Linked DNA regions of Mus musculus: region 2 is linked to region 1. The links are chromatin loops, found by intact Hi-C in ENCODE. Cell type or tissue: left cerebral cortex. All regions are shown on one strand. Each heading gives the region's core, and the rest is flanking DNA. Links, peaks and the distances in the headings are about the cores only. Region 1 overlaps Nup133 (nucleoporin 133). Region 2 holds the start of Gm51601 (a long non-coding RNA gene).

Region 1 (8,329 bases), core at 255-8,254:
CATTAAAATTTTAATTATACTGACCCTTAATTAACAATTATTAACAGTAACCCCTAATTAACACTGTAGTTCTACATTAATTCATAACCATTGCCATTTATAAACTTTATTAATGTTTATGAGTATTTTGCTTCTATGTATATAAATGTACTATATGTGTGCATGATGCCCAAGGAAGAGGGCACAGGATCTCTTGAAACTGGAATTACAGAGAGTTGTGAGCTGCCTGCCACGTGGGTGTGTAAAGAACCTATGACTCTCCAGCTGGCTTCACCCTGTCTCTGAAGCCAGCTCTGCTGACGTCTGTGCTGGTTTCCGATCACTGAGTTCACAGGAACTCTCAGAGGTTAAGATGACAAAGGGTGAGGCAGGGAAACCTAGAGTCAAGTGTTGCTTTACGTGTGAGGACCTGGCCCCAGTGTGAGGGGGCATCTGTAGTCCTGCCAGGGAGGGAGAGAAAGGAGGATCCCTGGGTCTCACTGGCCGGCCAGTCTAGTTCAGTTGATGAGCTCCAGGCAAACAAACGTCTTGTCCCAAAGGATGAGTGTGGACGGTGCTGCTGAGGATGGCACTCAAGGTTGACCTCTGACCTCTGTACCCAAGTGCACAGATGTACATGCATACACAAACATGAATGCACATAGGATAAAAAACAAGATGGCTATATAGCCAGCCATGGGGGCTGTGCAACACCTGTGAGCTCAGCAGTTGGGAGGTGGGAGACTTAAGTAAGAGGGTTTCTATTATACCAATACCCTACCTCAAAAACAAAACAAAAACCTCAAAACCCCCCCAAATCTTAAAATAGGCTGGAGGGATGACCCAGCAATCAACAGTACTTTCGGCTCTTACAAAAGAATGGGATTTGGCTTCCAGCACCCACAATGAAGTTTGTTTTGAAGACCAGTGCTCAGCAGGTAAGGTACTTGCAACAAAACCAAATGGCCTGAATTTGCTCCTGGTAAGGAAGACAGAACTCTGGCAAGTTGCCCTCCACACACAAACACATAAATAACCCATCCCTAATTTTTTTCCACTTGTACAGGAAAAGCCAACTGGAAATGTGGTGTTTCCTGTCAGTCAGGTCTTATAACAGTCTGGATGGATGACTGCCTTCATAAATAACTTTAGGCTCTTACCCAAAGATAACTCTTTCCATGAGGGCATCTTTTTATTACCTACGCAGATGCCTGAGACAGTGTGTTTTCTCTCTCTTTTTAACTTTTTTCTTTTTTCAGTTTTTCAAGACAGGGTGTTGCTATGTAGTTCTGCCTGTCCTGGAAATCACTCTGTAGACCAGGCTGGCCTTGAACTCAAAGATCCAGCTGCCTCTGCCCATAGAGTGCTGAGATTAAAGGCATGTGCCACTCTGCCCAGCTACAACGATTTCTTACCTCATCAATGTACTCCAGTAAGTCCAAGGCTTTCTTGAAATCATACTCATTGGCTCTTCTGTTTTCGTCACAGATATACAGCTGTAACAAGTCCAAGGCAGATTACTCACAACATTTTAAGGAGAAAATAAGTCATTATTCTCTTTCACATAATCTAAATGTATTTTTGTAGCCAAGAACAATGTCACATTTGGGAGCTATATTCTGTCTATAGAAAATTGTCTAACAATGGATATTCTAAGCCAAAAGTTAATTGGTATAATGCAATACACATATATTTTCAAAAAATTCGGAAAATTTTACATTCTCAGATCAAGAATATAGCACAAGCTTTCCAGTAGGTTTTCATGTACAGGCTTTGACACAAATTCCTGCCGGAGCTCACAGCTCAGCGTCTGGCTTTTGGAATGCTTCTCTTTCAAATGGCTTTAAAAGCTCCAACCTAGCCCTCCACTGGTTTGTGGTAAGCACCTGCCTAGCATATGAGGCCCTGGGTTCTAGTGCTTGACGCTGTAGAAGTGAACAAACACCCGTGAGAGCTAGTCTCTCTGTGCGTTACAGATTACTATACACGTGACTCAAAATCCTGCCATCTTTTAGTCAAAAACTTTTTTTTTAATATTGGTGGTGGTACACACCCTTAATCTCAGCACTCAGGAGGCAGAGGCAGGTAGGTCTCCAAATTCGAGGCCAGCCTTGTCTACAAAGTAAGTTCGAGGATAGCCAGAACTGCACAGAGAAACCCCAATCTTGAAAAACAAAACAAAACAAATGTAAAAAAAACAAAAATAAAAAACTTTTTTGATTCAAATTACCAATATGAGTTTTTCCTATCTCCTTCTGCTAGCATTATGTCATAAGACAAATTTCATTTATAAAAACTATATATAATTCTTTAGTAATTTCCTAGTTTTTGCTACCATGGGGGCTTAAATCTATAATGTTTTGCAAAATCCCTTTGCCTCCTCCACCTTAGAAACTGGAGAGTCTAAGGTGTCTGAGCAAGCCTGGCATCACACTTTCCATGAAATAACGGCACATACAGCCTACATCTTAGATGTCTCAACCAGATGCCCTCTCAGGAGAGTGCACCATTCAGGAGCTGTTGCTAACCAGGGCCTCTACACTCTAACAGGTCCTGGACTGTCTGCTTTCCTTTAACTGCAATCAGAGCAGACTGGGGAGAAATGGGAAGAGGAGGGGGAAGGCAGAGTGCACAGCACCAGCTTCTCATCTGATGAATCCGAGGTGCTCTGGCCGTGGCTGGATCACTGTTGCCAGGAAACAGTGCAGTACTGCAGTCTGTGCTTCTGGCTAACGAGAGACGACAAAGTATCACCTAGGAGCGGTCACCTCACAGAATGCATCCTACTCTGCTGCGTCTTGCTAATTCTTCCTGCTCCTAACATCTTTTCTAGGGGAAATGTCTCTGGCAGGTGAGAGAAGGGAAGACGCTGCTGGGAGCTCCGGAGTATGACCTAGCAAAGGCAAGCTGTTCTGGGTGAGGACACAGGACACGGCTGTGACATCTATGACACTTACACTGATGAGTTGTGGTGCGGTCAACACAGGCATTGCACTAAGACTCAGCTGTCTCTCGGTCAGCAGCTGCTCTGGCAGGGTCTCCTGGTGTAGCAGGAAGCGCTCTTGCTCAGCCATGGCTGGTGATCAAGGACACAAAGGGATTTCACTTCTGCCATCATCATTAAAATGCAAATTGAAGCCAACCAGCTCTAAACAGCTCTAAAGGCAAGTCACTGCTACCCAAATCTCCAGATGTTATGCCTCTAACTGCTTATTCTTCATTGCTGACAACAGATTTACTGTTTGATCCAAGACCACAGCAGCAGAAAGTATCTGCCAAGAAAGAAAGCTACTTCAGGAGGTGAGTGCCCTCTACAAGTCCCACCTGAGGGCAGCTCAGTGAAAGAGTACGGCAGTGTTATCCAGAAACCAAGTCATATCAGAAAGCCACATGCCCTTGCATTAACAGGTAAGAACACTCAGTGGATGGGTCCTAGCCCTGTCCTCCGCACTGCTCTAAGCCCACCACAGTGGTCACAACCGACAGGCTAAAGCACAGCATGCCCACCCATAGCAGCAATGTTCCACAGACTTCCAGCCAGCAGAACCAACCCAAAATCACAGGAGTTCCTTCAGCAGGTGGAAACCTCCAATCGACCCCACCCCTTCCCCACAACTCAAACTTTCCACAGAAATTACTCATACACTAAAATTAATTTTTGAGACTGAGATTTGCCAGGTTCTACCTCCTAGTGGGATTACAGGAGTTTTCATAAACAACTTTTTTTTTTTTTGAGCCAGGACCTCACATAGCCCAGGCTGGCCTTCAGTTTCCTATGTAGCCAGGATTGGCCTTAAAACTTCTGTTCTTCCGCTTTAGCCTCGAAGGTGCAGGGGTCACAGGCAGGCACAACCACCAGGCCTGGCTTTCCTCCTCCATTTCTACCCCTCCCCCTTTTCTATCACAGGGAGGCTGCAGGCTTCATGACATTTAATTTCTAACTTCAGGAGGTATTCCTAAGAATAAGGACATAGTTTAATTCCAGAACTAGGGAAGCAGAGGCAGGAAGATCTCTGAGTTCAAGGCCAGCCTAGTCTGGAGTGAGTTCCAGGATAGCCAGACCTACACAGAAAAACCTTGTCTCAAAAACAAAACAAAACAAAACAAAAACACAAAACAAAACCAAGGTTGGAGAGATGGCTTAGCGGTTAAGAGCACTGGCTGCACTTCCAGAGGTCCTAAGTTCAATTCCCAGCAACCACATGGTGGCTCACAACCATCTCATCTGTACTGGGATCTGGTGCCCTCTTCTGGTGTGTCTGAAGAGAGTGACAGTATATTCATATACAAATATTAAAGAAAAAAACAAACAAAAACCAAAACACAGGTGAAAAAGGGCATTTAATCACAAACAGCATTACCCAGCCTTCAGAAATTAACAAGCCTATTGCAACATCATCTAATATTAAATCTGTTCATTCACAGCATTGGTGGGGGGGCAGCCTGGGCTTCATAGTGAGACCCTATTTCAAGGAAAAAAAAAGTTTAAATTTCCTAGGTCTTCCCAAAATCCTCCCCACAGTGGTTTGGCTGAGGGGGTGACCCTTCTGTCTTCCCAGTACTAACAACTGAAGGGTGCAGGCTGGCGTGTGCACAGTGTCTTGCTCCCCTGTGAAGAGATGCAGGGGCAGGCTAAGCACTGGCTAAAGGACATGTGAGCTGACGACGTGAACATGTCACAGCACTTCAAAAGTGTGAAACATGGGCCTGTCTTAGCTGAGAGGTCTGTGTACCTGACGGAAAAACACAGAATTATCTTTTCATCAACCCTCAACTCAATGGCTTAGCTTTTGCAAGTGTAGAAAGAAGCCAGAGGCTGACATGGATGCCTTCTTCAATTGACCTCCACCTTATTTACCAGAGCTCACTCATGTGGCCAGACTGGCACTAATGGGGCCAGCAAGCCCCAGGATGTTCTCGTTTCCACCTACTCAGCAGAATGATGGGCTAACGACTCCAAGTTCATGACTGAATGGTAAAGTATGGGCAGTCAGTAAGACAGGCAGCAGCATCCTACTGAAATGGAGCGACTCCAGACAGACACAGTGCAACTGACTCACGTGCCTTTTCATTCGGACCCCTTACCTTCAATCTTCTCTTGCAGCCTGTCCTCTGAAATGTCTGAAGCTAAAGCTGCCAGTTTACTCAAGCCAAGAAGGGTTTTTTTCTTTGCAAAGTAACGAGTTTCCATATTTGCCAAACCTAGCAGTGTTGTATGAGCCTACGAAAAACAAAACAAGGACGCTGTCTGAAAGGAAGACATAGTGGTGAGCAACAAACCGAGCTGAGATCAATGTCAAAGCACTAGCAACACACCGTGAGCTCTCAAGCTGACAGGGCAAGCATGAGAAGGGAGACTTAGAAAACAGGCGCTCCATTCCAACTGTGTGCTCACTCGGCACCCTGGCACCAGCACACTTTAATATGCACCATTTTACGCCTAATGTGAGTTTTGTGTATGTGCTCGTTTGTGTGCATTCAGCTCAGAGGTGTCTGGTGTCTTTATTGGTCACTCTCCAGCTTCTTCTTCTAAAAGATTTATCTATTATGTACACAGAGTTGTGCCTGCATGCCAGAAGTGGGCACCAGATCTCATTATAGATTGGTATTTAGCCACCATGTGGTTGCTGGGAATTGAACTCAGGACCTCTGGAAGAGCAGTCAGTGCTCTCAACCTCTGAGTTATCTCTCCTGCCCCCAGCTTCTTTTATGAGACAGGATCTCTCACCAAACTTAGTGCTCATGGACACAGGCTGGCTGCCCAGTGAGCTGGGGATCTACCTATCTCTGCCTTTTCAGTACTGAAACCTTGTGTGTGCACTGTGGGTCTGGCTTTTTACAAGGGTTCTCAGGATAACTAAGACCCTTCTGTTTGTACAGCAAGCACTTTACTGACTGAGTCATCTCCACAGACCCCATGATTTGAATTTTTATTAGAAGTCATTAGCAAGAAAAAACTAATGATTTTATATAATAAAATATCTCTCTCCAATGATGAAAGAGAACAGGAGGCATGCTGGTGAGTTTCTGTCAACTGGACACAAACCTAGACATAACTGGGAAGACAAAATCTCACTGGCCTGTGGGCTGTCTGTTTGGACATTTTCTCTGCTAACTGACGTAGGAGGCCCTCAACGGGTGGTGTTATCCCAGGCACATGGGCCTGGGCTATATAACAAGGTGAGTGTGAGACTGAAGACAAGCAAGCGAGCAGCTCCTCCACGGCTCCTGCCTCTGCTCCTGTCCCAACCTCCTTCAGTGGTCACTGTGATTAGGATGTGTGCCAAATAAACCTTTCCTTCCCTACGTTGTTCTTGGTCACAGTGTTTATCACTGCAACAGAAAGCAAATTAAGACTGAAGTATATGTGTTGACAACCCATTAATAGCATGTTTTAAATTAAATTTAAAAAGTCTATTGTAAATTGATGTTTTGTAACTATATATATATTCATGGAATGCAAGATGAAGTTTAAACATATACATACAATATGAAAAGATAAAGAAGACTAACATATCTATACCATAAGAACTTATATTTCAGAGATGGCTCATTAGATAACAGACTTGGCTCCAAGACAGACCTGAGTTTAATCCCTAGAACCGACGGTGAAAAGAACTATCTTGAAGTTGCTTTCTGACCCCCTCCTGACAGTGCTCTTGCATATGCACACATACAAAAACGATGTAATAGAATTTTAAATCAGGTGTGGTGGTAGATGCTTTTAATCCCGGTACTCACAAGGTAGATGAATCAGGCCTCTGTGACTTTGAGGCCAGTGTGGTCTACAACAACAGTTCTAGATTAGCTAGGGCTACACAATAGAGATCTCGTCTCCAGTGAGAAACGTCTAGACACTGACTGTTTGTCAGCTGTATGGCTATAAGCAATACTTGAATTGTTAAAACAGATTAATTAACCAGCTGCTTCTCGTAAGCAAACCATCTTACCTTCTCTAACTCCTGACTATTAATTTCATGTAACCAGCTGAGATGCTCATGGGCTTGCAAAAAATTTGCCAACTGTCCATGCTGAGAAATGGGCTGAGACAGCAATTTTCCCCGCTTTCCTTTTTCCAGGTACCAACGAAAGAGAAAATCTGAAAAATTCTACAAAGAATAGACCAAGAATGTATCAATAGTTAGTAAAACAGCTTTAAAAATATAAACTACTCAATGCCTCCACTTGCTTGTGTGTGTGACTGTGCCCACATGTGCCAATGGCATGCATGGGGGCAGGGGACACCTTGGGAAGTGACTCTCTTTCCTCTCTTCCCACCACGGAGGCTCTAGAATCTGACTCAGGTCAGCAGGTGCTAAGCCACCTTGCAGTTCCCCAAACAGAATCTTTTAGCAAGTAATTCCTGTATTGACAAAATACAAGTGTTGGGGCTGCAGAGACAGTTCAGCATTTAAACCACTGGCTGCCCTTACAGAGGACCCAAGTTCAATTTCCAGGGCCTACACGGTGGCTCACAACTATATTTAATCCAGTTCCTGGTGATCCAACACCCTCTTCTGGCTTCTTCCAGGCATGCGTGTGGTGTCTAGACATACATGCAGGCAGAACATCCATATGCATTTAATTAAAAAGCAAAGCAAAACCAAACATATGTTCCATACAGTTATGGACAGTGCACTCCTACGCCTCAATCCAGCCATCTCTTGGCAAACCTACTGAGAAGCACTGGTGTGAGGGTTGGAGAGGTGACTCAGCAGTGAAGAGTACTTGCTGCTCTCCCAGAGGACCTGGTTCAGATCCCAGAACCTACACGATGGCTAACAGCTAGCAGCAGCTACAGTTCCTGGGATCTGTGGCTTCTTCTGACCTTCACAGGCATCGGGAATGCACATGCTGCACATATACACATGGGCAGGCACAACACTCACAGACGTCAAAGAAAACAACCAAAGAGGAACGCAGAGCAGCGGCCTCAGTGCTGATGACTGCAGGACTGACACAAACTCCTTATGAGCACGCAGCACGCCGCCAAAAGGCAGCACTGGGACTCAGTGACGTTAAAACCTGTTCTCAGCCAGGTGTGTGGTGGTGGTGCACGCCTTTAATCCCAGCACTCAGGAGGCAGAATTGGATGGATCTCCAGAGTTACAGAGAGAAACAAACAAACAAACAAACAACCACCTGTTTTCAGCTGGGCTTGTGGTCTAATCCCAGCAGGTCACAGAGGGAGGGACGGGTGGATTTCGGTGGAGGTCAAGGGCAGACGGGAGACCTTAGTTGGAAAACAAAACCTGTCTTCTTCCTCAAGCCACTGACAGCTACTTATAGCCCATGTTCTCAATTTTATACAAAAGTCCTTAATAGTAGAGGGGAAATGCTTTTATAAGGT
Region 2 (8,329 bases), core at 234-8,233, 73 kb before region 1:
CCTAACCCCTAGGGTCAGGACCCACAGGTTGAGAACCATTGTTTTAGGATTAGCTGTTTGTATGGTTCTCTGTATAGCCCTGGCTGTCCTGGAACTCACTCTCTAGACCAGGCTGGTCTTGAACTCACAGACATCCACCTGCCTCCTGAGTGCTGGGATTAAAGGTGTGTACCGTCATCCAACCTCCACCCTGCCTCCCCTGCTCCCCCATCCCTGGCATTTTAGAGCTATTTAGAAAGCAGGAGGTGTTTAGAATGATCAGGAAAACCCTCCATTAGTACAGACCTGTTAGTACAGGCTTATAGCTGTGATGTACCTGCCAGCAGGCTTTCCCCTGCTTTCCCCTGCTCTGGAGATAAAGGAACATGAGTCTAAGTAATACAGCAGGGCTAGAGAGCCGGATCAGTGGGTGAGAGCACTTGTTCTTACAAAGGACTCAAGTTCGATTCTCAACTTAACCACCACGTTGGGCACCAGGTATCCATGTGGTGCTTAAACATCCATTCAGGCAAAACATTCATGAAAAACTAATAAAAATAAATCAAGTGGGACTACAAAACCTCCCCAATTATTATTAATGATCATTAGTATTAACGATTAGAGGAGAGCCAAATTAGTAAAAATTATCTAGGATGCCCAAATGTACACATTTTTAAACTGAATATAAATTAGAAGCTGTGGGCGGGGATGGCTTTTCTTGGACAGTGGGGCTGTGGCTGGCTGGGATGGACATGGGTCCTGCTCATGTGCTGTGTAGTGCAGTGATTTGTCAGCACGTAGATCACTTGGAGAAGAAAGTTTGGCTCCAAGTCATGATTTTAGCCAAACAGCCCCAACTGGCGTAGTAACTGCCACAGTGTGCTGCCTTCATCCTGTCAGCTCGGGGGTCAGGGCACAACAATGGCTATTCTTCAGAAAGGGTTGGGCTCCCATAACTGAGCACATCAACACACCCGGACCAATACCCTGTGATCCCAGCACTTGGGAGGCATGGTCAAGAGAGCCAAAAGTTTAAGACCAACCTCAGCTACATGTAACCTTATCTCATAAAAACAGACAACAAAAATATATATTTATGTGTATTAATTTTACATTTACAGAAAGAGAAGGTTTAGGTACTGGATTTTGCATGTTTCTACATGAGAATCCTGAACAGGCTTGTCAGCACTTAAAAGTCACTGTCATTGGGCCAGCAAGATGGCTTAGAGGACAAAGACACTTGCCTCCAAGCCCGAGGACATCAATTTCATCCCTGTGGCCCACATAGCGGAAGGAAGAAAAGTCTGACCTACAAACTGTCCTCTGACCACTGCGCCCACACCATAGCATGCACTCCCTCCTAGAATGAGAATCTGCACTGAGATTTTAAAGATCACTCTCTCTCACTCTGCTAAATGTGGCTCCCTCTCTTCTTTGATACCATTTGTAGAGCTGATGTTCCTGGAAACCAGTGCACTGACTGGCGAGAACGTCGAAGAGGCTTTCATGCAGTGTGCAAGGAAAATACTTAACAAAATTGAATCAGGTACCAGCCTTTCCCTGGCCTCATCTGTGGGTTTTGCCCTGTAGCTCACCAGTGCCCCCTGCTGGCTGTGATGAGCAAGGCTGTAGTAAAGCTCTGCTATATAGCAAGTCAGTCATGCTTACCTGAGAGAAGCAAGCTCCCAGGAGTCCCTGGTCAGGGGCAGGTGTGCGCTGGGTGCTATCAACTTGAGTTGTTACACACTAGTAAGTGAACATTGCTATTGCTGTTGCTTAGTTTTAAGTTCATTTTTTTATGCATAATACTGTTACATGATTCCACTCAAACATCGAAAACTCAGGCTCAGAAAGCACACATTTTTCGTGCGGAGGATCCAAATTCCGTTCCGTTCCTAGCACCTATACTGGATAGCTCATAACCGTCTCTAATTCCAAGAGATCCAATGAATGCCCTCTCGTGGCCATCTTGGGCTCCTGCACACAGGTGTGCATACACACATTTTAAATAAATCTTGAAAACTCCAGAAGCCCCTGAAGTCACTAGGAATGTTTCATGCCCTGTACTTGAATGAATACTTCATTCTTGTAGGCACTGGGGTGATAGCATATAAATGTGAGGACCTGAGTTTGATCCCTAGCACCCGTGTAATAATCTGGGTGTGATAGTACATGCTAGTAATCGAGGCACTGGTAAGGCAGAGTCAGGAAGACCCCTGAGGCTCACTCGCCAGGCTGTGTTGCCAAGTTATTGAACCCCAGGTCTCAGAGAACCCATGTCTCAAAACAGGTAGAAAGCATGCATGTTGAGCTCTGGCATCCATGTGTTACACACCTACACACGTGTTACACACCTGTGCACATGTGTTACACACATTTTAAAACTAAGGCATTTCTTTTCCAGCCCAGTGTGGTGGCGCACACCTTTGGTCCCAGCATTAGGGAGGCAGAGACAGATAAATCTCTATACTCAAGGCCAGTCTGGCCCACATAGTAAGCCAAAGCTAAATAGTGAGTCCCTGTTTCAAAAAACAAAAAATATTGTTAGTAGATATATTTTTGCTCTCCACAATGAAGACACAAATGCATGGGACATCACACTTTGCCCTTTACTTACCGTGTGTGGGGAACACAGAGTCACAGGCATTTTCCTGGTCCTCAGGTGAACTGGACCCCGAGAGGATGGGCTCTGGCATCCAGTATGGAGACGCTGCCCTGAGACAGCTGCGGTCACCTCGGCGTACACAGGCTCCAAGTGCACAGGAGTGTGGCTGCTAGGCGCCCCAGTGACACAGGTGGATGTTGGGGGCCCTGCATCCTGGCAGGAAGGAGGGGCTGTAAAACTGCAGTAGGAGGTGAAGAGGAGGGGAGGAGAGGCCCTTAGGAATAGTCAGAGGTCATCCCCACAGGACTGGCCCTGCAGGAGCTCCTCCCCCAACCATTCAGAAGCAAAGACCGGGCTGACAGGGAGAGCCCAGTGGTCGTGCTGTAGCCATTCTTCACTCAAACCACGGAGTGCACTCGACCTAACCGGAGCATCTCCAGAACTAGCAAGCTCTCCGCTAAACTTTCAGTAGCGCCCTCTCCCATTTACCATAGTGGACATTTTTGTTGGGGAAGTTGAGGCAGGAACTCACTCTCCAGCCCACCTGGGCCCCTACCTTAGGACAATCCTCCTGCCTCAGCCTCCCTCCCAAGCCCTGGGATTCCAGGTCCCCATGCCCAGCTCACAGGCTGGCGAGCAGTGTGAGCCAGTGTTGATGCAGTCAGGTCTGCCGGGCTCTGAGCCGTTTGGTCTTTACAAGCACAGGAGTATCTGAATCACGCTTAACGGTTCTCAGGTTCAGCGGTGGGTCCTGGAGTACAGCCGCCGGAGCCTGAAGAGGCTGGAGTTTTTACTACCATCTTTTCTACTCGGCACAGAAGTAGATCTTCCTGGGGAACGGTGTACGCTGGCAGCCGGGGCTCAGCAGCCATTCTGCGAACTAACTCAGCGGACAGTACCTTTAGATGCCACATGTATGCAGACCCCTGCCCCACACGTACCCTTCACGTTCTGTTAAATCCAGCTTGTGCTGCCCACAGCACGTTCCCACAGCACAGAGCCGGTGTGACATGACAGAACCCTGCACTCAGTGAGCTTTCTTTTTAAACTCCCAGGAAATGCAGTTGTGAATGTGAGAGAGCGTGCTTTTCTCATTGCGCGTTGGTTAACTCCCAGGAGATGCAGTCATGAACGTGAGCGTGCTTTCCTCCTTGTGTTGGTTATGCGTATGACCCGGTATGAAAGGACTCTGGTGTGAACAGCCAGTGCGTTTCTTATTTAATCCCTCTCCCCCCACCCCTTTTACACTGTTTCTGTGATCCACACCTGAAATGCTAAACCCACAGGACTCATTAACACCTGGAAATAAAGTGGAACGGAGTTTCTCACGCACAGTACACTGTCCTGCTCTGTGCAGTCGCGTGAGCCTGCCCAGGCTGCTCGGCTTCCACGCCACCCTCACCGTCTCCCGGCCAGAAGACACACTGTTGACCGCAATGCTTTTCCTGAAGCTCAGTGTAGGGGCATCGACCGCCACCTCTTCGCATGGGTCGTTGTTTCGTGGTCATTTTCAGGAAACTCACTACCTCTAGGACAAAGGATATTGCTTATTAAGAAATCCTGGCCAAGGCTAAAGTGCTTTGGTTTGCATGTGCAAGGCCCCGGGCTTGGTCTCCAGCAAACACCTCCATACCACACACCTACGGTCACACCTAGGTCAGACGTGCTGATAGCACACCTATAATCCCTGCACTCAGTGAACTGAGACAGCAGAGGGCGCTCATGAGTTCAAGACCAGCTTGAGCTTAAGAGACTGGAGTACGGTGTATGGGGTGGGTACCTCATAAGAGGTGAATCTCACAAAATATCTTTGTAGCTCTTCCTGAATACGTAAATGCCTTACTGCATACAACTATCAAGTCGACCCGCTTCTGTTTTCAGGCAGGGTCTCACTATGTAGCCCTGGAACTTGCTGTGTAGACCGGGATGATCTCAAACTCACAAAATCCACCTGCCTCTGCCTTATGAGTTCTGGGAGTAAAGGCCTGTGCCGCCACACCAGGCAAAGCTTTTTTCCCCAACAAACAGTGTCTCCTGAGCACTGCTTTGTGCACATTTTAATATGCCGAAACTTCATTGCTATCCTATTCTGCTCTCTTCTATTTAAAACGTTGTCCAATTTTGAGATTTCTGGTTGGCAATTTATGAATATGCTACTTAGTGTCCACCTCAGCTCTGGTCTTCTGTCACCAACTTCACAGTAGAATATAATGCATGATCTCACTTGCTTTGGCTGGCCAGGTCTGTTTATACACTAGGACTGCTGTCTCAGTAATGCTGTGTCCCGGAAGGGCTTGCACGGCTCTGGCTGGGGGAAGCAGCCTCTGCCCATTGGCACATGGTGGTCACTGGGATCTCCTGCATTGTGGCTGATCCTCACCTGTCATCTCTAGTGCTCATGGGAGGTGCAAGCCTCCAGCTTACTCTGAACTCCTCAGTCCTCCCTATCTGTAGCTGACCCATAAGACGCCCCAGCTGGACCTGGCCACACAGCCTCAGCCTCTGCCTCCGTCCCAATACAGTAGCTGCTAGGACACCTTCCGTTACCTGCATCAGTCCGTGGGTGGGACGCTCACATGTTCTGCAGAGTCAGATGGGTCCCGGGAAGTCTTGGCAGCTTTGCAGTGTGGTTGGCATGGAAACACCAAGACATGGTATACACTGATATGTTTGTTTTGGTTTGCATTCTTTTTTAATGCTGTTCAGCCTCTCTGAACCTGCTCTCTTTTAGGTAAAACATTTTTAGTATTAAATATCTCACTGTAAAATTTTTGAATCATTTTAGTCTTTTCAGAGTTCCCCCCTCCCCTTTAAGAGAGGGTCTTACTCTAGCCCAGGCTGGCTCCACACTCAAGATAATCCTGCCTCAGCCTCCTTATGCTGGGATTATGGTGTGTGCCAATATGACCAACTCTAGATAAGGAATTCCCAGCTGACTTTTTTTCCCCACTAATGATCCACATTCTCTGGTCTCTATGAAGAATTTGCCATCATTCAGATTGTCAAAGAAGGGTGTGGGTTTTCTTTGAGCACCTCATGCTGTCTTTTTCGTTCTGGGCAGTTTGATGACAATGTGTCCTAATGTGGCCTCTAACCCAAATCCTGCCTCTGCTTCCCCCAGGATCACGGGGGGGGGGGGGGGGCGGGGGGGGCGTGGCTCAGAGCATTTCTTTGGGTCTTTCCCACGTATGGTTCGCTCAACTACTTTCATCAGAGCAGGAGTTTCCAGATGTCATTCATTCTGAGCCTTTTAATGCCTTCACTGTTTTGGTCACCTTCCATATCACGGGTCCCCTTGAGACTCTTTCTTCAGTTTCTCTCTTGTTGCTACACTGGTGAGTATCTCTCTTCCATTCCACCACTGTGTCTATCCAGCTGTGCTCGCTTAGTTTGTTTCCATTTAGGGATCATGTTTGATGGTAAAGGCTTGCTCTGTAACCCTGATGGACCCAAGCTGACTTCAAACTCACAAAAATGTTCCTGTCTCTGCCTCCCCCATTCTGGGAATAAGATGTACAGCAACATCCCATTTACATGGCTCTTTATGACATCCGTCTCCTTACTGACCATTCAGTCTAGGCGTTGAGAGCATTTCCATCGCTCACTAGAGCTACTTGGATGCCTGCACTGTATTTGCTCTTTCCTCTTGAGTCTCCCCATTCAGACACCGAGTGGCATGGCCTTGAGGCTCACTGAGGCTTAGTTTCCTTTGATATGCTAGCTATGGCCAGGTGACCCAAGTGAGCAGCAGCTCTGAAGAGGAAGCAGAGGCTGTCTCAGTATCCTGAAGTGCGGGTGGCCCTGGAAATAAGCTTAGCGCAACAGTGGAAACTTTCCCTCAATGCAATTTTGTTACTATTTAAGAAACCCAGGAGCTGGAGAGATCTCTCAGAGGTTAAGAGAACTGACTGTTCTTCCAGGGGTCCTGAGTTCAATTCCCAGCACCCACATGGTGGTTTATATCCATCTATAATGGAATCAGATGCCCTCTTCTGGTGTGTCTGAAGATTAGCAACAATGTACTCATTTACATAAAATAAATAAATAAATCTTTGCCAGGTGCCTTTAATCTCAGCACTTGGGAGGCAGAGGCAGGCAAATTTCTAAGTCTGAGGTCAGCCTGGTCTATAGAGTGAGTTCCAGGACAGCCAGGACTATACAGAGAAACCCTGTCTCAGGAGAGGAGGGAGGGAGGGAGGGAGGAAAGAACAGGAAAGGAAAGGAAAGGAAAGGAAAGGAAAGGAAAGGAATCCAGGATGCAGGATATACTGCAGAAATGAGTGCTGACAACTTCCAGCTTCCATCCCGTGGGACACCCACCAACTCCCACTGCCTAAAGACCCCCACCAAAGGTCCATGGAGTTAAAAATGCATAGACCAAGCCGGGCGTGGTGGCGCATGCCTTTAATCCCAGCACTCAGGAGGCAGAGGCAGGTGGATTTCTGAGTTTGAGGCCAGCCTGGTCTACAAAATGAGTTCCAGGACAGCCAGGGCTACACAGAGAAACCCTGTCTCGAAAAACAAAAACAAAAACAACAACAAAAAAATGCATAGACCAAAACAAAACAAAACAAGCAAAGCAAACGAAAAAACCTGCTTCTTGTAGAGATTTTTTTAAAAAAAATCTTCAGATACTCTCAGTTACTTAAAAGCTCTTGTACGTTCCCACCGATCAGATTTTTCTACAAAGGTGTTTAAAGGTCCATAATTACTGCGGTCCCGGGATGCTGTCCATGGTGCTGACTTGGGTGCTGCGCGTGATCATATTCGAGAGGCCTAGCAGGGATTGTCCCAGGAGCTGAACATCCATCTCGTGATATGAGTCCTATGTCTGATGTAACTGTGTCTTGTACAAACCTGGATAAAGAGAGAAGATGTCTATAAAGATAAATGATGGGTGGGCCAGCACACAGACCTTAATAAACCACTAACTCACCTCCTCTGTAGAAGTGGGTAGCAGAAAAAAAAATGTAGTTCTGCCAATCTAAAGCCTGTTTTGAGGGCTGGGTATAGAATTCAATTGGCAGAGTAACCACCTCACATGCATGAAGCCCTGGGTTCTTGCATCCCCAGAGCTGCAGTAACTAGGTGGCACACACCTGTTATCCCAGCAGTTCAGAGGTAGAGACAGGAAGTGCAGAAAGTTCAAGGTTATCCTTGCCCATTTAGTTCCAAAGCTAGTCTGGGCTACGTGAAACCCTGTCTCAGGAGGAGGAGGAGGAGGAGGAGGACCATCATCATCACCATCTACTATGGTGGCGGATACACTTGAGAGGTAAATGAATCTACATAGTGAGTTCCGGGACAGTCAGGGCTACATAAGAAAGACACCGCCCCCCAACCCAAATCCATTTCAAATTCACATGCAAGTATTTTGAAATGACCCACAAAGACCTTACCTGGGTCAGGAACTGCAGAATTGGCCATGGGACAGCACTGGCTTAATCCAGAAAGTAGATCATGCAGCTATCCTGGTTTTCTTGAGGAGTTAACTTACCAGGAAAGCAAACTCTCACCCTCGCCTGCACTGGGCCTCCTGCTTGCTCCTCTCCAATTAATATTTCCGGTGTCCTCTGTGTCAGGAAGTCCTGTTCCATTTGCAAAGTCTTTTAAAGATGTTTTTATCGCTGCTTTGTCTCCTGCCATGTGGAGACCCCAATGCCTCCTGCGTGCCAAGCAAACACCTATCTCACCCTTGCTCGCTCTCCTCTCTTGCCATTTAGTCTCGCTCTTGTGAGGTTAGCA

The links. Hi-C counts contacts between places; a loop is a spot of excess contacts. Peaks named below come from ENCODE experiments on the same cell type or tissue, not always from the same donor. Only the 100,000 strongest peaks of a DNase experiment are listed, where the experiment ranks them.
Region 2: a loop joins it to region 1, with 2.0 times the contacts of the local background. A loop is called at or near these places in 4 of 42 quality-filtered maps.

What each region holds. Positions count from the first base shown.
Region 1 is chr8:123,904,820-123,913,148 of GRCm38, forward strand. Nup133 (nucleoporin 133) reads right to left here. Exons shown (of 26, transcript NM_172288.2): 20 at 6,930-7,088; 21 at 5,065-5,200; 22 at 2,937-3,055; 23 at 1,395-1,475. Among named protein-coding and RNA genes, the nearest start is that of Gm29773, 14 kb to the left of the region's middle. In left cerebral cortex, for the core only: CTCF peaks have their summits at 4,224 (motif pointing left) and 7,472 (motif pointing left); DNase peaks (open chromatin) are centred at 3,012 and 7,614; H3K27ac peaks cover 986 bases.
Region 2 is chr8:123,831,374-123,839,702 of GRCm38, forward strand. It overlaps Rab4a (RAB4A, member RAS oncogene family), which reads left to right. Exons shown (of 8, transcript NM_009003.3): 6 at 1,430-1,525; 7 at 2,642-2,774; 8 at 3,321-3,918. The coding sequence ends at 2,757. Gm51601 (a long non-coding RNA gene) reads right to left here and starts at 2,686. Exons shown (of 2, transcript XR_003947608.1): 1 at 2,597-2,686. In left cerebral cortex, for the core only: CTCF peaks have their summits at 1,581 (motif pointing left) and 4,289 (motif pointing right); DNase peaks (open chromatin) are centred at 1,498, 4,291 and 5,170; H3K27ac peaks cover 1,394 bases.